Linked DNA regions of Homo sapiens: region 1 is linked to region 2. A link is an interaction called in ENCODE POLR2A ChIA-PET data of the cell type or tissue named here. Cell type or tissue: HepG2. All regions are shown on one strand. Links, peaks and the distances in the headings refer to the core of each region. The heading gives the core; the rest is flanking DNA. Region 1 overlaps ATP11A (ATPase phospholipid transporting 11A). Region 2 has its middle 17 kb from the start of MCF2L-AS1.

Region 1 (4,391 bases), core at 260-4,259, 190 kb after region 2:
AATGCATAACTTGTGCGAATAACCTACCCAAGGGCGTTTACAAAAATTAACGTGATTATCTGGTGATAAAATGTTTATAACATTTTATAAACAGAAGAATTTGCCATTTCGGAATTGACTTCATTCTGTCTTCTTGGCAAAATAGGAAAAAATAAAATTGTTCTATTAAAAAAATTAAAAGTTTACAAAACAGGCACTGAAAACCTTCTAGATCATCCTGGAAACATCCTTTACACAGTAAGCAGATGATAAAGAGTACCAATCTCCAATTTCTGCATCAATAAATGAAAGTACATTTGCTGAGCCCTTCACAGTGATACAGAAGTTTTACTGGTGTATAAGTTCAATGAACTGTTAATGTAAAACTGAAAAGTCATCGTCACAGCTGGCTGAATTTGTTACATCGCTCAGGTTAAAAATGTGTCCACGCGCTATTGTTGAAAGAGCACGCAGGTTAGGAAGTCTTCAGAGCAGGGTCTTGGGAGCAACCCCCACCGTCATGACGGTCAGAAGTCTCCGGACTCTGCCAAGTGTGTTGCGGGTGGCTGGAACAAGACTGCTCCCAGGTGAGAGCCTCTGCTTCAGAGCAAGACAGATCCAGGTTTAAACCCCAGCACGCAACAGGAAGAACCTCACCAGAGGGCTGCAGGATGTGGCCTCATCCACCCAGAGTTACCCAGAGCTCCCCCAGCCGCCTCCTGCTCTAATCCTTTCCTTTGCTTGCAGGCACGAATGTTTCTGCAGCAAACCTCTGAGTCCTCACCAAGGATAAGAGGGGACAGGGGAATGGATGAATTTCTATACCCTGCACACGTTGCTGTTTTTACAAGAGAAGTATTTGGTGTTATGTTTACCCACGGAAGTGACAAAATATAAATGTTACTCAACTTTTTATTAAATGAATTGGTTCAATGATTTTCACATCTTAACTGAAAATGTAACGTAAAAAATGAAGGCTACAAAACTGTACGTTCTAAAGCCGATTTTTTGGCTGGTGGCTGCTTCTGCATCAGTTTGCATTTATGAAGAGCACACACCCCACGGTAATGAACCGTTCTGAGATAATGTAACTGTGCAGGAAAATTGAAAAATGCTTCACAAGTGTTAGTTGCTGGAGTATTTGATTTCAAGTGCGAGAGGAGCTAGCAAGATAGATTTAAGAAATGTAGGCTGGGAGCGGTGGCTCACGCCTGTAATCCCAGCACTTTGGGAGGCCGAGATGGGCGGATCATGAGGTCAGGAGATCGAGACCATCCTGGCTAACACGGTGAAACCCCATCTCTACTAAAAATACAAAAAATTAGCCGGGCATGGTGGCGGGCGCCTGTAGTCCCAGCTACTCGGGAGGCTGAGGCAGGAGAATGTCGTGAACCCAGGAGGCAGAGCTTGCAGTGAGCCGAGATTGTGCCACTGCACTCCAGCCTGGGCGACAGAGAGAGACTCTGTCTCAAAAAAAAAAGAAAAAAAAGAAAAAAAAAGAAATGTGAAGTGTTTACTGATCCATTCTTCTTACTTCAAATGTCCTTAGTGGCCAGGTGTGGTGGCTCAAGCCTGTAATCCCAGCACTTTGGGAGGCAGGGGTGGGTGGATCACCTGAGGTCAGGAGTTCGAGACCAGCCTGGCCAACATGGTGAAACCCTGTCTCTACTAAAAATACAAAAACTAGCCAGGCATGGTGGTGCGTGCCTGTAATCCCAGCTAGTTGGGAGGTTGAGGCAGGAGAATTGCTTGAACCTGGGAAGTGTAGGTTGCAATGAGCCGAGATCGTGCCACTGCACTCCAGCCTGGCAACAGAGCAAGACTCTGTCTCAAAAACAACAACAAAAATGTCTTTAGTGTAAAAACAAAGGTTGAGACTTGGATGGAACCTGAGTAGCATGTGTCCCGCACTCGTGCATGTGGCGTGGACTCCCTGGAAGCTTCTGGAAGTTCAGAAGCAGCTCTCTGGGAACCCCACCACGCTGGCCCCTGGCTCCCCTAACACAGCGTGCAGACCTAAAGCCACTCACTCTTGCCAGAACCTCGCCTTTCTGCCGCACACACATGACGCCATCCTTGGAAGCACAGACTGCAGCGAAACACTCAGCAAGACAATCAGGAAGAAAGACGTTTTGAGTAGGTATTTTTAAAGACTTTTCTTTTTAATACAACTTAATTGTTTTTGTAATTTAATGTTTAACAATGTCTCCTGAGATTCCTGAACACTGAACAACTGGCCTGCTGGTCCGTGCCCCTGGCCCTTCCCTTGAGGGATGAGACAAGGAGGCCAGCCTGGGAAAGGAGTGGGCGTCCTGTCCACCTCCGTGAGGGGACCTCCTGCTTTTCCCGATTCAAATCAGTTCTCCTCTGCAGAGGTCTAAAACAGCCCAGTTGTGGAAACACAAAGTAAAATGTGGAAATAGAGAAGCTAGTCTTGACCTGAATAGACCTTGTAGTTTTCGCAAATACCTGTGACAGTAATTAACACCGACATAAGAGGAAGTCGTGATGACACTAAGAGACTCGGAAAACAAGTGGATTAAACACATTGCCTTCTAGAAAAAGCTGCGTGAAATGGGTTTGGAATTTCTGTTTACTCTGAAGATGAAAGCTTCCTATGTTTGTTCACCACTGGAGAGAACACAAAGGCCAGAAACACAGCACGTCTTTGTTCTGCCATGAGCACAGCTCTATTCCCAGACGCTCGCCCCTGCTTTCTGTCACAGGCGGCCATTCTCGTAGGCTGGACTCCCTAAATCCACGAGCTTGCATAGCTCCACCAGTAACACTACAGATTGTAGCAGCAGTAACTTTTTATCTTTTGCCTAAATAAATAAAAAGCACTTAGCATGCTATCTCATGTACAGTAGGTGCTCACATCAATGTGGACTAAATCCACAGAAAGCTAATTCTTCAAATATGATCATTTTGTAAACGATGTAACTAGTATGTAACAATTTCAACTAGTAAATTACTAGATGTAGTGGATGCGTTAGGAGCAGGCCCCGCGCTGGGAGCAGGCCCCGTGCTGGGAGCAGACCACGTGCTGGGAGCAGACCCCGCGCTGGGAGCAGGCCCCGTGCTGGGAGCAGACCCCTCGCTGGGAGCAGGCCCCGGCTGCCACAAGCTGCTCTGGCTGCTGTGGAAATCGTCAGACACCACACAGGCTGCCCTGGGGTGCAGAGGGCCGTGCCCCAGAAGAAAGGCAAAGAGGCATCTGGGAAGCCTCAGCCACCAGCCAAGAAGCACCTCTGACACCGTCCAGGCTCTCCAGGTGAGGCCCACCTGAGCTCAGCCGCCACCAGCGGTCTGAAATCGTGTCTGCTGTTTTTCGTGCCGTCCCCCACCTGCCCCGCCATCCGCTAGACCCTGGGAGGTAAGGTCTAGGTGACAGGGACCCTGTTACCAAGAGAGCGCCCCAGTGAGTGGTCAGACTCAACAAGCACACACACTCTGGGCAGAAGGCAGATACAGGTGCCTCTCCTGGACTGGAAGGGGACCCTGATCCTGAAGCCCAACACGCAGGTGAGAGAGGTGGCCTGCAGGGTCTAGAGAGAAAGAACTGCCAGGAAAAACACTTTCCCCTTTCCTGAAGGCACCGCAACGATGGACATGACCCTTAGTTATTTGGGGTCAGAGGTCGATTCGCACAGCCAGCCAGAATCGTAGACCCTGCCTGGAATCTAACCTGTTTCACAGACTAAGTTTTATTTAATTTGTATTTTGGTTTTGGCTTTGTAGTTTAATGTTGTAAGGATATCATTATAATCAACATATGTCAACACCAGGGTTGCTAAGAAATTTACGCTGCTCTAAGTAATGCTTCCATGACTGGAAATGATTCTAGAATCTGCTCTGAGTGACGCTTCCGTGACCGGAAATGGTTCTGGGAGCCGCTCTGAGTGCCGTTTCCGTGACCGGAAATGGTTCTGGGAGCCGCTCTGAGTGCCGCTTCCGTGACCGGAAATGGTTCTGGGAGCCGCTCTGAGTGCCGCTTCCGTGACGGGAAATGGTTCTGGGAGCCGCTCTGAGTGCCGCTTCCGTGACCGGAAATGGTTCTGGGAGCCGCTCTGAGTGCCGCTTCCGTGACGGGAAATGGTTCTGGGAGCCGCTCTGAGTGCCGCTTCCGTGACCGGAAATGGTTCTGGGAGCCGCTCTGAGTGCCGCTTCCGTGACCGGAAATGGTTCTGGGAGCCGCTCTGAGTGATGGTTCCGTGACCGGAAATGGTTCTGGGAGCCGCTCTGATTGATGCTTCCCTGACTGGAAATGGTTCTAGGAGCCGCTCTGAGTGACGCTTCCATGATTGGAAATGGTTCTGGGAGCTGCTCTGAGTGACGGTTCCGTGACTGGAAATGGTTCTGGCTAACCTTGGCTGCAGTCCTGCAGGGAGGCTCTTCTTGTGTCAATTTTA
Region 2 (4,391 bases), core at 275-4,274:
AGCCTCCTCGTCTTCCCTGCCTTTGCCGTCTGACCCAGCCCCTACCAGGTGGCTGAACGCTCCTGTCAGGCTGGGGTCTGGCTGGGGTCAGGCTCAGCCCCAGGTCTGCACTTCCCCTGGGCAGGGAGGGCTCTGACGCAGGACCAAGGCAGGCCTGGCCTCAGGTGGCTGGGAACCCAGGTCAGCTGGGGGCAGACAAAACATAGACTGAGCTGGTCTCCTGCCCAGGCCTCTAGAACCACCGGCCACAGGTGAAGTCTGCAGGCAGGATCTTTCCCACCCCTGCTTTCTGCCTGACCCTTGTTCCTGTCTCTGCAGAGGTAAATTACGTGGAACAGAGCAGGCACTGTGGTCTTCGAGCTCCCAACACCCTTGGCAGATCTGTGGCTCCGTGCATACCGGTTAGCTTGTTTTTGAGAGGGGAGCGGACACCATATCAATTCAGCACCAGTGACCACCTCTCACCGAGGAGCCCCTCCCCGCAGCTGTGCTGTTGTCTGGGCCATGTTCCCTGGGAGCTCCTTCAGTGAGAAGGGGGCCAGGCAACCCCACCCACCCTTTGTCCATGGGGGCTGGAGGAGGAGGACGCCAAGGCTGACACAGTTGTCAGATGGCCAGAGCTTCCCCACATTCCTACAGAAAAGCAGACCTGGAAACGTACCTTCCAGTTCACCAAGAGCACACCAAGTAAATACTGATTCCAAAACACGGCTCCAAGCAAGGAAGGCCTGTATTTATTTAACTCTTGAAGTAAACAGAGGCCATTCCATTTCACTCTCTCCAGGAGGAGTGGGGCCCAAGTCCAGGCCACAGGACAGAGGATCACCCAGAAGCAGCAGCCCTCGGGCCCATCCCATTTAGACCTTCTGAGAACCAACTGCCCCCCGTGTAAACAGTCCATTCCAAAAGTGGGCATTTAGTGTCGCCTGCTTTGTGGCTGATCACACGGGGCGCCCCGTGTTCTCTCTGGCCAGTGGCTCTGACATTTTGATGGAGAGGAAGCTGGAACAATGGACACCCTGGGACCATAAAACGCTAGGTTTTGGGAGCTCCAGCACAGTGAAACCTGAGTGCTGATGCAACTGATGCTATGTTCCTGCTCCACATGACTCCAGTCCCAAACAGCAAATGCTGGGGACATGCCAGTTTCTAGTTAGCTGGTGTTCATTGCCCTGTTTAGAAATTTACTAATAGTAATGCATTTACCCTTCATTTTATTGCTTATTTTCAACTTTCAGATTCTCCCCACCAGATATGCCCCAAACAATCCACAAACTATTGAAAAGATAAGGAGAAGGAAGGCAAAGTTATTCAGATTCTAAACCCTTGGGGTCCTCATTTTGCCAAGAGGATCCGGTGACTGGTCTGTGGGAGACCCAAACATTTGAAGAAAACGGAGATTCCTCCTCACCTCTCCTTTAGAAGGAGGTGGTTGGCAGGAAACTGTGATGCAGCAAGTTCACGATCACATTGGGATCCCCAGAAAACAAACCTGCCACTTGAAGCATCCCTGGGCCACCCACACCCACCTGGCTGGAGGGAGGGGTGGGGCTGCAAGGTCTCTGAGCCTGAACCAGAGGAGGCTTCAGTCCAGGCTCACAGAGAGCAGGAGGGAGCCCGAAGCACAGTGTAGCCTGCTGCCTTCCACCTCCCTCTGCCCGGCTCTGAATATTTAAACACACCCGATTCAACCTTAGAACTGTTAACTTATTCAAGCCTTAACTGGGAGGCAGTGTTTCAAAGGCTCAACACCAAGGTCACTGAAATTGAATTAACCTACTTTGACATCTATTTAAACTTTTAGATCTGGACCTGCAAATCTGAAGCAAATATTGATTTTAAGTCAGTCAAGGTCATAATTCCCTAAAAGGAAAGCCCTTTTCCCTCTTCCCACTTCACGTGATTCTACATATTGGTAAAGCCCTTGTAATGCGGTGCGTGTATGTGGGTTTGTTGACAGAGAGTGAATAGGTGTGAACTGATTTTTCTTGCTTTAGATAACTGTAGGTTCACATGCAGTTGTGAGAAACAGTAAACAGAGGTCTTGTGTACCGTTTTCCTCCAGGGGTAGCATCCTGCCAAACTACAGCACACGACTGCAGCCAGCATACTGACAATGACGCAGCCAGACCTGGGCTGTCTCTACCCACAGGACCCTCTTGTGGCCCCTCCTGGACACACCCATGTTCCTCCCAGATCACCCCTCGTGGACCCCCCACAACCACTGAACTATTCTCCACAGCTACACTTTTGCCATTTCAAGAATGTTATGTAAATGGAATCATACAGTAACCTTTTGGAATTGGCTTTTTTCACTCAGCATAATTCTCTGGAGAGTTCATCCAGGTTGTCACAGGTATCAATAGTTCATGGTGCGGACGTACAATTTAACGTTTCACCCACCAAAAGACATTGGGGTTCTTTCCAGTTTTTGACTGCGACAAATAAACGAATATAAACATTCATATGCCTGTATTTATGTGCACATAAATTTTGATTTCTCTGGGATAAATTCCCAGGAGTGCAATTGCTGGGTCATATGAGAGTTGCATATTTTGTTTTAAAAGAAACTGCTAAATTGTTTTCCAAAGTGGCTATACTATTTTACATTCCCACCAGCAACTTAGGAGTAACCCAGTTTATCCACATCCCTGCCAGCATTCGAAGTTGGCACTATCTTTTATCTTAGCTCTCCTGAGGGTGTGCAGTGGTACCCAGGTCTTGCACTTCTCCACTGGCTACTATTGACTGACACCTTTCCGTGTGCTCTTCTGCCCTCACTGTGGCATCTTTGGTGGAATGTCTCTATGTCTGTTGCCCATTTTCTAAGCGAATTGTTTGTTTTTGTACTGGTGAGATTTGAGATTTCTTAATCCTTTATCAGCTATGTGGTTTGCACATATTTTCTTCAGTTTGTAGCTTGTCTTTTCATCCACTTTGCAGGTGCTTTCACACAGCATAAGTTTTCAATGCTGGTAAGGTCGAATCTATCATTTTTTCCTTTTATGGATCATGCTTTTGGCATCAAGTCTAAGATCTCTTTGTTCAGCTTTAGGTCCTAAGTGTTGTCTACTATATTTTTTCCTAAAACTTTTATAGTTTTATATTTCATGTTTAAATTTGTAGTTCATTGTTAGAACTTATCATTCTAATATAAGGTGTAAAACTTGGCTCATGGTTCTTTTGTCTCCCTGTGGACATCCAATTACTTCAGCACTATTTGTTGAAAAGACTATCTTTCTTCCACTGAATTGATTTTACATCTCTGTCAAAAATCAGTTGGGCATATTTGTGTGGGTCTGTTTCTGAGTTCTCTGTTCTGTTCTATTATCTGTCAGTCTGCCCAGGACCACACTGCCCTGATTACTGTGGCAATAATAAGCCCTAGTATTGGGTAGAATGATTCCTCTCATCTTATTCTTCTTTTTCAAGACTGATTTAGGTATTCTAGCTCCTCTGACTTTCCATACAAATTTTAGGATAATCTTGACTATACCTACAAAAAAAATTCTGTTGGGATTTTGATAAGAATTCTGTTCATCTGTTTGAGGAAAACTGACATCTTTACTATATTGTGTCTTCCAATCCTTGAACATGGTATGCCTCTCCATGCATTTAGATCTTCCTTGATTTCTCTCATCAGCATCATGCAGTTTCCAGCACAAAAGTCTTGTACATATTTGGGTGAATTTACACTTAAGTGGTTTTTTTTTGTAATTTTAAATGGTATTGTATTTTTAATTTTGGTGTACATAATTTTGGTATTTATGCTCTACAAAGAAAGACAATTGACTTTTCTATGTTTATCTTGTATCTTGCAACCTTTTTGAACTTGCTAGCTTTAGGAGTTTTTTTTTTTTTGTAGAATCCTTGGGATTTTATAATCAGATGATCATGTCATCTGTAACCAGAGACTGTTTCAATTATTTCATTCCAATCCATATGCCTTTTATTTTTCTTGATTTATTACACTAGCTAGAACTTCCAGTACAATGTTGAATAAAAGCGATGAAGGCAGACAACCTTACCTTGTACCTGATATTATGGAGAAAGTATATAGTTTTCACCATTTAGTGTCATGTTAGTTGTGGGTATTTTTTGTAGGTAGTCATTAATAAGTAAGACGGTCCCCCCCTCTACTCCTATCTGTCCTAGAGTTTTGTTGTTTTTTTTTTTAATCATGAATGTGTGTTAAATTTTGTCAAAGACTTTTTCTGCACTGGTTGACATGATTATATGATTTTTCTCCATTAGTCTATTAATATGGTAGATTACGTTGACTAATTTTCAAATATTGATCCAGCTTTGCATCCTTGGTATAAACCAAAACTTGGTCATGGTGGATAATTCTCTTTATCTATTGCTTAATATATTTACCAATATCTTGTTAT

What was found. Peaks named below come from ENCODE experiments on the same cell type or tissue, not always from the same donor. Only the 100,000 strongest peaks of a DNase experiment are listed, where the experiment ranks them.
Region 1: POLR2A ChIA-PET joins it to region 2 with 6 read pairs; 1 of 35 experiments calls an interaction of 5 or more read pairs at or near these places.

Annotation. Positions count from the first base shown.
Region 1 is chr13:112,755,500-112,759,890 of GRCh38, reverse strand. All of the region lies in intron 1 of ATP11A (ATPase phospholipid transporting 11A), which reads right to left. Among named protein-coding and RNA genes, the nearest start is that of ATP11A-AS1, 3.0 kb to the right of the region's middle. RefSeq lists enhancers at 2,586-3,144, 3,145-3,704, 3,684-4,391. In HepG2, for the core only: no CTCF peak of the experiment used is centred there; a DNase peak (open chromatin) is centred at 2,590; H3K4me3 peaks cover 403 bases.
Region 2 is chr13:112,949,476-112,953,866 of GRCh38, reverse strand. It overlaps a transcript of MCF2L not described here. Among named protein-coding and RNA genes, the nearest start is that of MCF2L-AS1, 17 kb to the left of the region's middle. RefSeq lists an enhancer at 12-729 and a silencer at 1,838-2,132. In HepG2, for the core only: no CTCF peak of the experiment used is centred there; DNase peaks (open chromatin) are centred at 746 and 1,846; H3K4me3 peaks cover 1,303 bases.